Linked DNA regions of Homo sapiens: region 1 is linked to region 2. The links are chromatin loops, found by intact Hi-C in ENCODE. Cell type or tissue: K562. All regions are shown on one strand. Links, peaks and the distances in the headings refer to the core of each region. The heading gives the core; the rest is flanking DNA.

Region 1 (8,336 bases), core at 135-8,134, 180 kb after region 2:
AAGACAATCACTTGAACCTGGGAGGCGGAAGTTGCAGTGAGCGGAGATTGCGACACTGCACTCCAGCCTGGGTGGCAGCACGAGACTCCGTCTCAAAAAAAAAAAAAAAAAAAAAAAAAGAAGGAATTGGGACACTTTTGAGTGTATATATATTTTTATCCTGGAGAAAATAGACCCAGCCCAGGCTCTCTCTGGACCCTGACAGAGAGGGAAGAAGAGAAGGAATGAAATCCTGTTTTCCTACTTTGACATCATGTGCTCTGCCTGGTCCCCAGTTCTGACATCACACTGGACTGTGAACTTGGTGTTCAATTTGGAATTTCTGTACTTTCTTTTTTCCTTTTGCTCCCTCTTATAATGGATATAAAAGGTCTGGATTCTTTTCTGGAGTCTAGAATTTCCCCATAGGTTCTTGCTCTGTCTCAAGTCAGAGGATCTCTTCTATTTTCACATAGTGCCCTGAAGAGTCTTTTTAAGTCTAGGAGCCCTCCATCTGCAGTACTGTGGATTTTATCAGGAGCATTCCCCAGGGGGGGAAATATCTGTTTTGACTTCTGTGGGAACACAGGAGTTTTTTTGTAATGGATAGATGAAGGTGGGGTGGGGTGTATCCCATGGGTATAGCAGGGGTAAGCAATAGATTTATTAGTTACAACTAACAACTATTGTTCCAAGCAACAAATATTATTAATAGTTGTTCAAAGAAACACTAATCTAGGCTGGTGTGTTTCAACCCAAATAAGCAGCAGCATGGCACCTGTCTCCTGGAACTATTTTGTTCCTTGTCAGTCTGCTCCAGACACTCCTCCTTTGTGCTAAGTGCAGAGGCCAAGAATCCAGAGCATCACTCCATGCCCTATTCCTACCCTCACTCGGATCAACCTCTGCCTTATTGCTTTTGCTACCTGGGACACTGCATCATCGGAACATCACTAATGTCCCATCTGCATGGTTTGTGCCCAAACCAAGAGGAGAACAGATCAGCAGTATCTCAGATATGAGACATCCAGTGATGCTGTTGCATCAACAGAATAGTTAGGGAGCTGATCTCTGTGCCTAGGCCCTGCTGCTGGGTTTCATGCCAAGCAAAGGCAATGTTGCTTGTGTCAACAGGGACAAAATGAGAAGGGCTTTCAGAAGTCCCCCCTAACTAAGGACAATTTTCCATTATCTGAATGCCCCACAATTAAAGCTTTATTCATTAGGGTTAATTTATTTATTTTTGAGACGGAGTCTCACTCTGTCGTCCAGGCTGGAGTGCAGTGGCACGATCTCAGCTCACTGCAACCTCTACCTCCCAGGTTCAGGCAATTCTCATGCCTCAGCCTCCCAAGTAGCTGGGATTACACGTGCATGCCACCATGTCTGGCTAATTTTTGTATATTTAGTAGAGATGGGGTTTCGCCATGTTAGCCAGGTTGGTCTTCAACTCCTCACCTCAAGTGATCTGCCTGCCTTGGCCTCCCAAAGTGCTGGTTGGGGCCTCCCAGTGGGAATCTCAGTATCCCCAGCCAGGGGTTTATGGATGGGGCACTGATAACCCTGAGAGGACCTCCTAGGAGGAGGGACAGCTGTGGTATTGTGGATCAATGATCTGTCTTTTCTGCCTACTGGCTCTGGAGAGTCAGGGCAGCCCAGATGAGGGTGATTCCCCCAGTGTGGCACACCCTTCAAGGGGCAGAAACTCTGCTTATTTAAGCAGGTCTCTGACCCTGCTCCTGCTGACTAAGTGAGACCTCTCAACAGGAGTCTCCACACACCTCATGCAGGAGTGTTTCAGCTGGCGTCAGGCCAGTGCCCCTCTAAGACAGAGCTCTCAGAGGAAGGAGCAGCTTGGCATCTTTGCTGGTCTGCAGCCTCCACTGGTGATAACTCCAGGGATGGGAGGGACCCAGGCAAATAGGAACTGGAGTGGACCACAAGCAAACTGCAGCAGCCCTGCAGAAGAGGAGCCTGACTGCTAAAATAAAAGCAAACAGAATGCAACAGCATCAATGAAAAAGGCACCATAAAAAACTCCATTCAAATGTCAGCAGCCTCAAAGATCAAAGGTAGATAAACCCATGAAGATGAGAAAAAATGCTGAAAACTCAAAAAGCCAGAGTGCCTCTTCTCCTTCAGAGAGTTGCAACACCTCTCTAGCAAGGGCACAGAAATGGGCTGAGACTGAGATGGATGAATTGACAGAAGTAGGCTTAGGAAGATGGGTAATAAAGAACTTCACCAAGCTAAAGGATTATGTTCTAACTCACAGCAAAGAAGCTAAGAACTATGATAAAACATCACAGGTGCTGTTAATCAGAATCACCACTTTAGAGAGGAACATAAATGATCTGATGGAGCTGAAAAACACAACATGAGAACTTCATAATGCAAACACAAGTATCAATAGCTGAATAGACCAAGTGGAAGAAAGGATATCAGAGCTTGAAGACTATCTTGCTGAAATAAGGCAGGCAGACAAGATTAGAGAAAAAAAGAATGAAAAGGAATGAACAAAACCTCCAAGAACTATGGGACTATGTTAAAAGACTGAACCTAGAAATGATGGGGTACCTGAAAGAGACTGGGAGAATGAAACCAAGTAGGAAAATACACTTCAGTGTATCATCCAGGAAAACTCACCCAACCTAGCAAGACAGGCCAACATTCAAACTCAGGAAATCCAGAGAACCCCAGTAAAATACTCCATGAGAAGATCAGCCCTGACACATAATCATCAGATTCTACAAGGTCAAAATGAAAAAAAAAATGTTAAGGGCAGCCAGAGAGAAGGACCAGGTTACCTGTAAAGGGAAGCCCATCAGACTAACAGCAGACATCTCAGCAGAAACCCTACAAGCCAGAAGAGATCGGGGGCCAATTTTAAACACCCTTAAAGCAAATAATTTCCAACCTAGAATTTAATATTTGGCCCAGCTGAGCTTCCTAAGTGAAGGAGAAATAAAATCTTTTTCAGACAGCAAATGCTGAGGGAATTTGTCACCACCAGGTCTGCCTTCCAAGAGCTTCTGAAGGAAGCACTAAACATGGAAGGAAAAACCAATACCAGCCGCTACAAAAAACACACTGAAACACACAGATGAGTGACACTATGAAGCAAATGCATAAACAGGTCTGCAAAATAACCAACAGGCATCATGATATCAGGATACAATTCACACATAACAATATTAACTTTAAATGTAAATGGGTTAAATGCCCCCAATTTAAGGACACAGAGTGGCAAGCCAGATAGAGTCAAAATCCACCTGTGTGCTGTATTCAAGAGACTCATTATAATAAAAAAGAAAATAATCAAAATCCCAAAAATAAAAATACAATGATAAAAATAAAATAATCAGTGTATGCTATTTAGAGAAGCCTGGACCCAGCTGAAGAGAGGTTGATCAAACTGAAAGATAAGTTAGCAGAACATATCCAGACTAAAACAGGGAGAGGAAAATAATACTAGAAAGTATAGAAAAGAATGAATGTGACATATAGCATATAGTGAGAGAACTAACATATGTGTAATTGGAGATGCAGAAGGAGAAGAAAGACAGAATAGAGCAAAGAAAGGGAAAATGGCTGAGAATTTGGTAAACTGATATAAGACATCAAGCTACATATTAAAGAAGCCGCCTGAGACCAGTGAACACCTAGGCACATCACAGTAAAACCATATGTAGGTATATCTGTTTTAATTTTACTTGAAGCCAAAGCAAAGAGAAAAATCTTAAAATCTGACAGAAAAAAAGACATGCCTTTTTAAGAATAACAGTAATACTGATAGCTGTCTTCCCAATGGAAATAATGAAAGGGAGAAGACAATGGAATGATATCTTCAACTTGCTGATGGAAAATAATGCTAACCTAGAATTCTATACCTAAGAAAAAAATCTTTCAAAAATAAGACCAGAACTAAGGTATTTTCAGAGAAAGACTGAGAAAATTCATCACCAGCACTTTCACATGGAAAGAAATATCAGGCCAGGCACAGTGGCTCACACCTGCAATCCCAGCACTTTGGGAGGCCAAGGAGGGTGTATCACTTGAGGTCAGGAGTTCAAGACCAGCCTGGCCAACATGGTGAAACCTCGTCTCTACTAAAAATACAAAAATTAGCTAGGTGTGGTGGCACATGCTTGTAGTCCCAGCTACATGGGAGGATGAGGCAGGAGAATTGCTTGAACCCAGGAGATGGAGGTTGCAGTGAGCCAGGATCACGCCACTGCTCTCCAGCCTGGGTGAGTGAGACTCTATCTCAAAAAAAAAAAAAAAGAAAAGAAAAGAAATGAAATATCAGAGATTTATGCAGGCAAATGATGAACAAGAAAATGGAAGAAGGAATGAAGAAAAACAGAAAGGGAAAATATGTGGGTAAATCTAATCTGTGGTTCCCAAGTCAGGACAATTGTGCCCACTAGGGGACATTTGGCAATGTTTGAAGACATTTTTAATTGTCACAACTTGGGGGTTGGTGCTACTGACATCTAGTGGATAGAGACCAAGGATGCTGCTAAACATCCGTAATGCGTGGAACAGCCTTTTACAACAAATAATTATATGGCCCAAAACATCAACAGGGCCAAAACCGAGATATCTTTATTTAAGTTACTATTGATTATACAGTCAATAGTAATTTCCATGGAATTTAGATTTATGTAGAATTATGGTACATTAAAAAAAAACACAAAAGATGTGAGTACTTGGAGGTAAAATGTTTGAAAATTTTTGCATTGCCTGGGATGCAAATTTTATTTTATACCCTAATAAGTCCAAGATGAATTTTGTAATGTAAGAGAATAACTAACTAACAAGTCAATGAGGGGGGCAGTGTTAATGAAATTATAGGAAAAAAGCTTGATTAATCCAAAGTGCAAGAAGGATAAAAAGAAAAATAGAACAGCTGTTGGACAATAGAAATTGCATAGTAATTGGTTGATACAAACCCAAATATATCATTTATTGCATTAAATACAAACAGACCTAATATTACAAATAAAAGACAAAGACTGTCAGAGTGAATAAACAAAACGAATGCAGCTTAAGACATCTATCTTAAATATAAGGTTTGAAAGATCTACCTTAAGGTTTGAAAGTTGAAGGATGTAAGCAAGTATACTATGCAAATGCTAACAAAAGACTGTGAGTATGAATATGTTAATATCAGACAAAGTAGCCTTTAAAGCAAGAAGCATTATTAAAGATAAAACTGGACATTTCATGATGATGAAATTGTCAATCCACCACAAACAAATAGTAGTTTGAAATGTGATTTATCTAGTAATACGGCATCAAATATATTAAGCAAAAATTGGCAGAACAAAAAAAAAGAAATAAAAATCACAGTGGAAGTTAGAAGGAAGAAAATAATAAAAAGAAAAAAGTGAATGAAGTAAAAACATACATTAAAGTATATATTTAAATCTGTAAGTTACACTATAGATTTAAATGTCAAAAATATAACGTAAGATGCTAGAAGATAACACAGAAGAATATCTTCATAACTTTGGGGCAGGAAATCCTTCTTAAATGGGAAACAAAAATACTAACCATAGGGGAAAAGATGGATAAATTGAACTACATTAAAATAATAATTTCTGTTTATTAAAAAATAAAAGAGAGTGAAAAAGCAAATTACAGAGTGAGAGAAGATATTTGTAATATACATATTTATCAAGGGACTCATATCCAGGGTATATAAGAATGTGTAATAAATAAGAAAAGGGCATAAAATTGAAAAATGAGCAAAAAGATTCAACCAGCCAATTTATAAAAGACAATATCCAAATGTTCAATAAAAGGTAATAAAAAGGTGCCCAACTTGATTAGTTATCAGGAAAATGCAAATTCAAATCACAAAACACACACATAACAGAAGGGCTAAAATGAAAAAGATTTTTTAAGGCAGGGCGCGGTGGCTCATGCCTGTAATCCCAGCACTTTGGGAGGCCGAGGCGGGTGCACCACGAGGTCAGGAGATCGAGACCATCCTGGCTAACACGGTGAAACCCTGTCTCTACTAAAAATACAAAAAATTAGCCAGGTGTGGTGGTGGGTGCCTGTAGTCCCAGCTACTTGGGAGGCTGAGGCAGGAGAATGGCGTGAACCCGGGAGGTGGAGCTTGCAGTGAGCCAAGATCACGCCACTGCACTCCAGCCTGGGCAACAAAGCAAGACTCCATCTAAAAAAAAAAAAAAAGTTTTTAAGAAACCTAAATGTTGCAGAAAAATCAGCATCACTGGAAGTCTCATATTCTGCTGATGAGAATGTATACTGATATAACCAATTTGGAAAACTGTTTGGCAGATCTCCTAAAACTGAACATATGCATATCCTATGACCCAAAAATTCCACTTCTAGGTATATACCCAACAGGAATATCTATATGTATGCCCAGTGCCATATATAAAAGTGGTCATAGAAACATTCATAAGACTCTAACTTGGATACAATCCAAATATCTATCAAAAGTGGAATGGATTAAATATTATATTCATTCAATGGAATATTATATAACAATGAAATTGAATGAACAACATCCACAATATAGACGGACTTTCCAAACATGATGTTGAGCAAAAGAAGCCAGACACAAAATAATACACACTGTATTATTCCATTTATATAAAGTTTAAAATAGGCAAGTCTAATTGATGGTGATAAAATTTAAAATAGCGATGACCTTTTCTTGGATGAGAGAAGAGGAATATTATCTGATGATCTCTTTCTTAATCTGGGTGGTGTCTAGATGGGTATGTATGTAGTAAAAATCCACTAATGATTTATGCACTTGTGTGCAGTATACATAAAGAAAACAGTACTTGCTCCCAAAATCATTTTATAGAAAATAAATTATTTCTGCAATATTTGATTAAATGAAAAAAGTTAGAAACAGCATGTATAATCTGAGGCATATTTGATGAAAAACACATATATATAGATTATATATGAGTAGAGGTAAAGATTAGATATAAATTCAGATGATATATGTATTGATACAGTAAAAAAATCTGGACACGTAGTAAATTATCAACAGTTATTATCTCTAGGTAAGGAATAACTACTATCTCATTACTTCTCTTTGTTCTTTTCTGTTTTTCAAATGTATATTTTTCAAATTTCAAAAATTAAAAAAAAGTGTGGAGAATTTATTTCTGCAATGAGAGGTGTATGAGCTATAAGAAAAAGGAAGTACTTTGTGAGAAGCCAGTGCCCACCCAGGGAGTGATGGCCAGAGGAGTGGAGGAGGCAGAACCAGATAAGGTAGTGAGAGTCGAGTCACACATTCTCCAAACTCCTCATCTGGAACCCTTTTCTACCCCCAGCAGAGCCTGGTAAAATCCTGAGTCTCCTGCCAGCTTTACTCAGATGTCCAAATTGCTGATACTCCTTGGCATTGTGGTTCTGCCAGTGTCAGGAGAATGGAAAGAAAGAGTTTTTTCCTGTAATGGAATTTTCAGATTACTGTATGTATTCTGGCTGGGCTTCAAAATGAAGAGTGGGTGGAAAACAAAAAGACTTTTACAGTCCTATTGCAGAGAGGTGCCAGGGGCTGGCAACATAAAAACACAGCTTTTTAAAAAAGTCAGAATCCCTGAAGAAAACTAAATGTTTAATTCTCAGGCTTGAGGATCTCCTGATGCTGCAAGTAATGCAATGTTTTTATCTGTGTTTGGGGGACAGTGGTGGCCTCACTGAGTTTTTGTCTAGGAGGACACTTACCAAGGAAGAGCTCCACCAGGTTCAGAGCCTGCATGGAGGGTTCCTAGCTCATAAACTGAGGAGGACATAAACTTAGGAGTTTATGTCCTCAGTTAAGAGTTCCAAAGAGGAACACCAAATTGGGAAAGGACTACTAATTATTTCTTGAAACATGCCCTTTTATTAGGATTGAGTATTTCAAAACATTGGGCATAAAAAGGAGAAATAAAATGCATGCTTGATGGAGAGAAGTTTGGAGCCACTGGGATAACAAAAGTGAAATCTTCAGAAGAATTGAAGGTAAGGTGGTGAGTAGATATTGCATGATGAATATGGGTAGGGAAGAGCTGAGTCTTTCAGGGCCATTTCAGCCAGAAGTGGAGAGGTGAAGGTGGAAGGAAAGTTTTTTCCCTACTTTGAGATTCAATTCTTCCCATCCTGTAAAATGGGGGACTAGAAAGTGCCTCAGAACTAGTTGCTCTAAGAATTGAACTCAGGTTCTGTGAGTTTAAATTCCATAGAGGTGACGTCATAGCAGCTGAGTTGTTGAAGGGAGGATGATTGGGGACTGGAACTTTACTCCAGAAGCCAACAACAACAACAACAACAACAACAAAGAAAACCACCCAGATCCTTGCGCTGGGGAG
Region 2 (8,336 bases), core at 302-8,301:
CTGCAACCTCTGCCTCCTGGATTCAAGCAATTCTCCTGCCTCAGCCTCCCAAGGCTGGGATTTACAGGCGCCTGCCATCATACCTAGCTGATTTTTGTATTTTTAGTAGAGACAGTGTTTCACCATGTTGGCCAGGTCTGGTCTCGAGCTCCTGATCTCAGGTTATCCACCCACCTTGGCCTCCCAAAGTGCTGGGATTACAGGCATGAGCCACTGTGCCCGACCATAATTCCAGTTTTTTATAACAGGAGATACAAGGTTGACATCTGAATAATAAGAGCCTTCAGTGCCAGTTTGGATTGGATTGTCTGGGAAGCAAGGAGCTATTTAAGACTTTTGAGAGCAATATAGGCCAAGCTTTCCTAGGGTGGAGGGAAAACATTTCAGGTAGCTGAAGCCAGGAGGGCACAGCTGTGACTTGATGTTTCTTCTACTTGCAGAGATCCCGGTGCCCTAGCTGTGCTGATTTGTCTGGAGCTTCTTTGGTAATTCTGGAAGCTTTTCCTGGCAGTCAAGAGAGGGTGACATCCTGGGGCTTGTGACATTTCCAGGGGCACTCATGGCCCTCTCTGCTCTGCTTCTCCTCCTGCCGCTGACCAGAGCATGGGAAATAGCCCTGGATTGGGTAGTGGGTGTGTGGTGCTTCTCTTTCCCGATAAAGGCTGGTGCTGACCTCTTGTTTGTGCTATTTGAGGGCTCAGATGATATGGGAGAGCTAGAGGGTATGTGTGTGCCTGTGGGATTGTACGATTTACATATTTAGGACAGATGGGTAATCCATTCTTTGTGAGGACACTGAAAATGGGTTTTGGTTGGGTGTGGCTAGGGAAGAGATGGGTGGAAACTAAACTGAGAGTGACTTGCCATAGATGTCTTTCTCAAGCCCTGGTGGGGGTGGAGGTCAGTCTCTTTTAGACCTGCTGACCTTCTTTCTTTTATTGGAGAATGTGGGTTGAGGGTGGAAACTAAACTGAGAGTGACTTGCCATAGATGTCTTTCTCAAGCCCTGGTGGGGGTGGAGGTCAGTCTCTTTTAGACCTGCTGACCTTCTTTCTTTTATTGGAGAATGTGGGTTGAGGGTGGAACAAGGGTGAGTGGCTAGTTTTTTTTTTTTTTTGAGATGTAGTCTCACTCTGTTGCCCAGGCTGGAGTGCAGTGGCGCAATCTTGGCTCACTGCAACCTCTGCCTCTCAGGTTCAAGTGATTCTCCTGCCTCAGTCTCCCGAGTAGCTGGGACTACAGGCGCGCTACCATGCCTGACTAATTTTTGTATTTTTAGTAGAGACGGGGTTTCACCATGATGGCCAGGCTTATCTTGAACTCCTGACCTCAGGTGATCTGCCTGCCTTGGCCTCCCAAAGTGCTGGGATTACAGGCGTCAGCCACTGTGCCCAGCCGAGTGGCTAGTTTCTTATAGATGTTGGAATGTTCCCACCTTGGACCTCCTTCCTTGAGGGCCAGCCCTTGGCTCCAAGACAGGCAGTTTGTCCCCTCCAGGTAGCTTTATTTTAGGGAGGGGATATCCCTAGGTTCTTGGGACCAAGATAATTTTTTAAAGTTATGTTTTTTATTTATATGAAATGGATTATATTGTGTATCTTGGAGATCTTTCATGTCATCACGTATATTCTTTTAATAGAACTCTATGAAATGGGTAATTTATTTAACTAGTTATCTTTTTTTTTTTTTGAGACGAAATCTTGCTCTGTCGCCTAGGCTGGAGTGCAGTGGCACGATCTCCGCTCACTGCAACCTCCGCCTCCTGGGCTCAAGCAATTCTCTTACCTCAGCCTTCTGAGTAGCTGTGCCTTTGACTGTTTTAGTAGAAACCCTGTCTCTACTAAAAATACAAAAATTAGCCGGGTGTGGTGGTGTGATGATATAATGATTTTTAAAAAAACTATGTGCATGTATTCGAGTTTTTAAATAAACAACAAAATGATAAAACAGTGGAAGAGGGATCTGCCAAAATGTTCAGCAGCCCATCACACAGACACTGGCCCTTCCCAGTTCCCTGCAACATGATCCTGGAGTCATGGATGTTTCTGGGTTGGCCACTGCGAGGTTCATGCCAGCCACTCTTTTTCAGATCAGGCAACATTGACATGTCTACTGTACTGAAAAGAGATAAATGTTCTGAACCAGGTAGAAACCAGAATTTCACATGCCAGGATGAAAACAAGGGGGAGAAGGCACAGACACTCAGCAGTGGTCGGGTGCAGTGGCTCACGCCTGTAATCCCAACATTTTCGGAGGCCAAGGCAGGCAGATCACTTGAGGTCAGGAGTTCAAGACCAGCCTGACCAACATGGTGAAACCCCGTCTCTACTAAAAATACAAAAATTAGCCAGGCTTGGTGGTGCACGCCTGTAATCCCAGCTACTCAGGAGGCTGAGGCAGGAGAATTGCTTGAACCTGGGAGGTGGAAGTTCCAAGTGAGCCGAGATCCTGCCATTGCACTCCAGCCCGGGCGACAAGAGCGAAACTCCATCTCAAAAAAAAAAAAAAAAAAAAAAATCATCAGTATGGTAGAACTTTCAATGAAAAACAACAGTCTGGGAATCCTCTCATATTGCAGAATGATGTTCTGTCAGGGTGGAGAGTGGGACTGGAGAGACAGGTGTGAGCCCCAGGCACAGCTCAGGCTGAGCAATGGGAGAGCTGCTCCTTGCAGACCTTTCCTCCTCGTCTGGAGGCTCACCCTTTCCAGAGGGAGCTGCTGACCTGCTTACAGGTAGCAACGTCGAGAGAGATAGAGAGATAGATAGATGTATAGAGAGATAGAGATGGAGATGAGAGAGAGATAGAGATGAGAGAGAGTGCTGAAGGGTTAAATTTGAAAGCTGGCGGTTAAAGGCTGAGCTGGGGCCAAATTCCCACCCCCAGGTCTTTCTGGGCAGCTTTCTCTACTGTTGGACCCTGAACTAAAGAAGCCATTAGAACCTTTCCTTCCTCAGGGTTTAAGTCCATTTCAGCCTTGGTCCTGGGGTGGAAATGACCCAGGAGCAGGTCTCAGTGGACCGTGATCCTACTCTCTCACCTTGCACCCCGAAATTAGCCTCTGACCAGGTTGAAAAGCCACCCTTCTCCCCCGCCCTGCTCCTCAGCTTCCTCATCGTGGGCAGGAATGTCTGGGGCTCCAGTGTAGGCTGAGAAAGACTTGTTCTTTGACCAGAACCACGCAGCTCCTCCCTTCTCCACCCTGCTTCTTGACCATCTGGTTGTAGAAATCTCAGACTCCATATGTGCCCTTGGCCCCAGCAATACCATGGGCCCCTGCAGCCTCCACTGCTCCCGTGGGGGCATGATGTTATTGGTAAGGCGTGTAAGTGGGGTGAGGAAGGCAGGAGGCCCAGAGCGTATCCTGGCAGTGGGTTGCTCTTGAGTTGGGAGAGGTGTCTTTCCTTTCATATACAAGTTAAGCCTTCTCCTCAAGGGATTGTGTGGAGAAGCCCAGCTTCCCACAGATTCAGCAATATAAACAAAGAAGAGGCCATGTGACTGGAAAGAATTCTTTGCTGGGTGCTTCATGCTCTGCCCACCAGAGGGCAGCAGAGGTCTGTCATAGACCATTTCCAGGCAAGAGACTCAAAAGGGCAAAAGGGCATTCTAAAAGATAAAGTGAAAGCTTGCTATCAGCTGTCTAAGCTCCTGGATCCCGACTGAACTGCACTTAATAAATTAAGACCTAACATTATGCCCTCTGTTTTCATATGATGTGGCATGCTGCTTCATTTCTGGTAACATTGATATGGGGGACATTACCCACTATGTCGTATTAGTGTTTCTTGTACAAAGCCACAGGGTCAAATTCCCTGTGGAGCTCAAGATCAAGAAAAAGTTTCTCCCTCTGAGTTAGTGTGAGAATGGGCAGGGAAATAACTTACTGGGCATCGTCTGTCTTTCCAGACTCTGTGGTAGGGGCTTTCTAGAGCTGATGTTTCCATCTTCGCATTGGCTACCAGGGTGCCAAGAGCTCAGGTTTCGGAGTAAGGCCTGGGTCTGAATCTATAATCTTGTGCTGCTTATCAGCTTTGTGTGTATAATAACATTACCACACTGCCTACCTCATAGAATTGGTGTGAAGAGTCCATTATAAAGAAAGCACTGGCCAGGTGCAGTGGCTCACACCTGTAATCCCAGCACTTTGGGAGGCCGAGGTGGGTCGACCACCTGAGGCCAGGAGTTTGAGACCACCCTGGCCAACATGGTGAAACCTCGTCTCTACTAAAAATACAAAAATTAGCTGGGCATGGTGGTGGACGCCTGTAGTCCCAGCTACTCGGGAGGCTGAAGCAGGAGACTTGCTTGAACCCAGGATTTGGAGGCTGCAGTGAGCTGAGATCGTGCCACTGCACTCCAGCCTAGGCCACAGAGGGAGACTCCGTCTAAAAAAAAAAAGATTATAAAGAAAGCACTTAGCAGAGCCTGGCACAAAGCACACACTCAATAAATGTTAGCTGTTGTTATTCAGTTTCTCTGACAAAATCGATCCTTCTTGCCACCCTCTTTTATTACTTGTCCTCCCCCACCTTTTTTTTTTTTTTTTTTGAGACAGAGTCTGGCTCTGTCACCAGGCTGGAGTGCAGTGGTGCAATCTTGGCTCACTGCAACCTCCACCTTCCAGGTTCAAGCGATTCTCCTGCCTCAGCCTCCTGAGTAGGTGAGACTACAGGCGCCCACCACCACACCCAGCTAACTTTTGTAGTTTTAGTAGAAATGGGGTTTCACCATGTTGGCCAGGATGGTCTTGATCTCTTGATCTCATGATCTGCATGCCTTGGCCTCCCAAAGTGTTGGGATTACAGGTGTGAGCCACTGCGCCTGGATCCCCTACCTTTTTTCACTCTTGGTTTAAAGACTTTCATTTTCATGTAACTTGTTTTGTAGTATTTTATTTTCTGTTGTTGTTTTTTGTGACAGGGTCTCACTCTGTCTCCCAAGCTGGAGTGCAGTGGTGCAATCATGCTCACTGCAGCCTCGACCTCCCAGGTTCAAGTGATCCTCCTGCTTCAGCTCCCTAAGTAGCTGGGACTACAGATGCGCACCACCATGCCCAGCTAATTTTTGTATTTTTTGTAGAGACAGGGTTTCACCAAGTTGGCCAGGCTGGTCTCGAACTCCTGGCCTCAAATGATCCACCTGCCTTGGCCTCTCAAAGTGCTGGGGTTACAGGCGTGAGCCACTGCACCTGGCTGTTTTATAGTATTAAGTTCCTCCTTGAGTCTTGTTTGGAAGCAGGTGAGGGCAAAGGTAAATGAGAGGTAAGTTCCAGTAGAATACTTGGGCAGAAAGAAGCATCCAGAGCAGCACTCTTTCACAGAAACATAATGCAAGCCATGTATGTAATTTCAAGTTTTTTAGTAGCCACATTAAAAAACTAAACAGTGGTCTGGGCACAGTGGCTCATGCCTGTAATCTCAGCACTTTGGGAGACTGAGGTGGGAGGACTGCTTGAGCTCAGGAGTTCAAGACCAGCCTGAGCAACATAGCAAAATCTTGTCTCTACTTAAAAAAAAAAAAAAAAAGTCAGTCAGGTGTAGTGACATGTGCTTATAGTCCCAGCTACTTGGGAGGCTGAGGTGGGAGGATCACTGGAGCTCAGGAGATTGAGGCTGCAGGGGGCTATGATTGTGCCACTGCACTCTGGCCTGGGCAACAGAGCAAGACCCCGTCTCAAAAAAAAAAAAACCCTAAAAAGTTTGATGGTTTCTCAATAAGTTAAATGTGGAATTACCATATGACCCAGCAATTTCACTCTTAGGTATATACCCAAAAGAACTAAAAACAGGTATCCAATGGCCAAGTGTGATGGCTCACACCTGTAACCCCAGTACTTTGGGAAGCTGGGGTGGAAGGATCGCTTGAGAACATGAGTTTAACACCAGCCTGGGCAACATAGTGAGACCCTTGTCTCTACAGAAAAATTAAAAAAATAACCAGGGTGTGGTGGCATCATAACTGTAGTTCTAGCTACTCAAGAGGCTGAGGTGGGAGGATTAGTTGAGCCCAGGAATACAAGGCTGCAGTGAGCTAAGAAGGTGCCACTGCACTCCTGCCTAGGTGACAGACCCTATCTCTGAAAAAACAAAAAACAAAAAACAAAAAACCCAAACCAAAACCAAACAAACAAAACCCCTAGATGTTCAAGCAAAAACTTGTGAACAAATGTTCATAGAAATAGAAACAGGTGGACAATAGCCAACAGGTGGAAGCAACTCAAATATCTATCAACTGGTGAATGGAGAGACAAAATGTGGTATATCAATACAATGAAATATTAATTCAGCCATAAAAAGGAATGAAGTACCAATACATTCTATAACATGAATGGACCTTGAAAACATGCTAAGTGACAGAAGCCAGTCACAAAAGGCCATATAATTCCATTTATATGGAACATCTAGAATAGGCAAATTCGTAGAGACAGAAGTACATTAGTGGTTGCCAGGGGCTGGTTTTAGATCCTTGCACGGGCTGGTCAATGTGCAGATTCCCCAATCCCATTCCAGATATTTTGATTCAGTAGGTCAAAGATGGGTTGGGCCAAGGGAACTGCTTGTTTATGTGTTTATTCAGAGCAATATTTAAAAAAAGCCCTCAGGGAATTCTAATGTGTGGTCTGGTTTGGGGATCTCTGAATTAGAAGTTCATGAAAGTCCCATCAGCAGCTCTAAGAATCTGTAGCCCAATTCAGTAATTTTTTTTTTTTTTTTTGAGACAGAGACTTGTCGCCCAGGCTGGAGTGCAATGGTGTGCTCTTGGCTCATTGCAACCTCTGCTCCCTGGGTTCAAGCAATTCTCCAGCCTTGGCCTCACAAGTAGCTGGGATTACACCCACCATTAGCCACCACGCCCAGCTAATTTTTGTATTTTTAGTAGAGACAGGGTTTCACCATGTTGGCCAGGCTGGTCTCGAACGCCTGACCTTAAATGATCCACCAGCCTCGGCCTCCCAAAGTGCTGGGATTACAGGCGTGAGCCACTGTGCCTGGCCCAATTTAGTAATATTATTAATGATCATTCTTCCTTTACCTTTCTCTTGTTTTTCTTTTTCAGCTTTCCTGCAATTTCTGAGCTGTCTATATGCTTAGGATCACAAGTCTTTTTTGTTATTCTTTTTCTCCTCCTCACCTTCCTCCTTCTCCTTTTTATTTTTTAATTTGTTGTTGTTGTTTTTAAAATAGGATGCATAAACATTATTGCGATATTTAAACAGTACAGAAAAGTTCAAAGAAGTGTGAATGATGTAAAAGAATATTTATGTACACTGAAGAAGCAATGAAAAAAATTGCTATCTGAAAGATGATTGAAGAGGTTTTATTTTTTTCCTTTCAACTTGTATTTTACTTTAAAGGGATTCATATGCAGGTTTGTTACACGCACTAATTGTGTGTCTTGGGGATTTGGTGTACAGAAAATTTTGTCACCCAGGTAATCAGCATAATATCAGATAGGTAGTTTTTCAATCTTCACTCTCCTATTGCCCTCCACCCTAAGTAGGCCCCAGCGTTTATCATTCCCTGGTGATGACATTTGAAACCATCAAGATCGCTAATGCACCAAAAAAAAAAAAAAAAAAATTCAAAGAAGATCTCCCTACCCATAGGTGACCATTGTTAACATGCTTGTGAAGGTCCTTCCAGACTTGCTTTATGCATATATGCAAATGTCGATATAGGTAGAATCATCCTGTAATAGGCTTTTGTCATTCAACAATATAATAGATAGATATGATTTTTAATTGTTAAGGTATTCAATGTTTAAATATTTACTTATTTATTAATTTAACATGGCTCTGGAACTCTGTAGCTATTGCTTGCCCTGTTTTCCATGATCTTTGCCAAATGGCTTCAAACGCTTTTACATTCTTTCTTTTTTTTTTTCTGAGACAGGGTCTTACTCTGTCACCCAGGCTGGAGTGCAGTGGCTCAAACACGGCCCACTGCTGCCTCGACTTCCTGGGCTCAAGCAATCCTTCTACCTCAGCCTCCGAAGTAGCTGGGACCACAGGCATGCACCACCACACCTGGCTATTTTTTTCAGTTTTTGTAGAGATGGGGTCTCGCTATGTTTCCCAGGCTAAGGTTTTTACTTTCAATCTTAGTTTGGTTAAACCAGCAGGTGTATTCGATGACAAAGCCTCCATTCCTTCTGCAACACTTTTCGGCTTGCAGATAGATTGCTATTTCTTGATATATATATCAAGAAATATATATATGTATTCTTGGTTTTAATTTTTAGGTTCTTCCATTGTGCTGTACTTCATTGTATAGGTTACATCTTTCCATGTTCAATACTTTCCCAGTTTTAATATTTTTTTCCTTTAAACATAG

What was found. A loop is a pair of places that touch in the nucleus more often than their neighbours do. Peaks named below come from ENCODE experiments on the same cell type or tissue, not always from the same donor. Only the 100,000 strongest peaks of a DNase experiment are listed, where the experiment ranks them.
Region 1: a loop joins it to region 2, with 11 times the contacts of the local background. A loop is called at or near these places in 24 of 110 quality-filtered maps.

Annotation. Positions count from the first base shown.
Region 1 is chr20:45,588,877-45,597,212 of GRCh38, reverse strand. No RefSeq gene overlaps it. Among named protein-coding and RNA genes, the nearest start is that of WFDC8, 14 kb to the right of the region's middle. In K562, for the core only: a CTCF peak has its summit at 4,445 (motif pointing left); a DNase peak (open chromatin) is centred at 4,412.
Region 2 is chr20:45,766,549-45,774,884 of GRCh38, reverse strand. It overlaps WFDC3 (WAP four-disulfide core domain 3), which reads left to right. Exons shown (of 7, transcript NM_080614.2): 7 at 441-672. The coding sequence ends at 457. LOC124904915 (a long non-coding RNA gene) reads right to left here. Exons shown (of 2, transcript XR_007067610.1): 2 at 7,305-8,336. Among named protein-coding and RNA genes, the nearest start is that of WFDC3, 21 kb to the left of the region's middle. RefSeq lists enhancers at 2,632-3,224, 3,225-3,818, 8,288-8,336. In K562, for the core only: a CTCF peak has its summit at 3,542 (motif pointing right); a DNase peak (open chromatin) is centred at 3,544; H3K27me3 peaks cover 520 bases.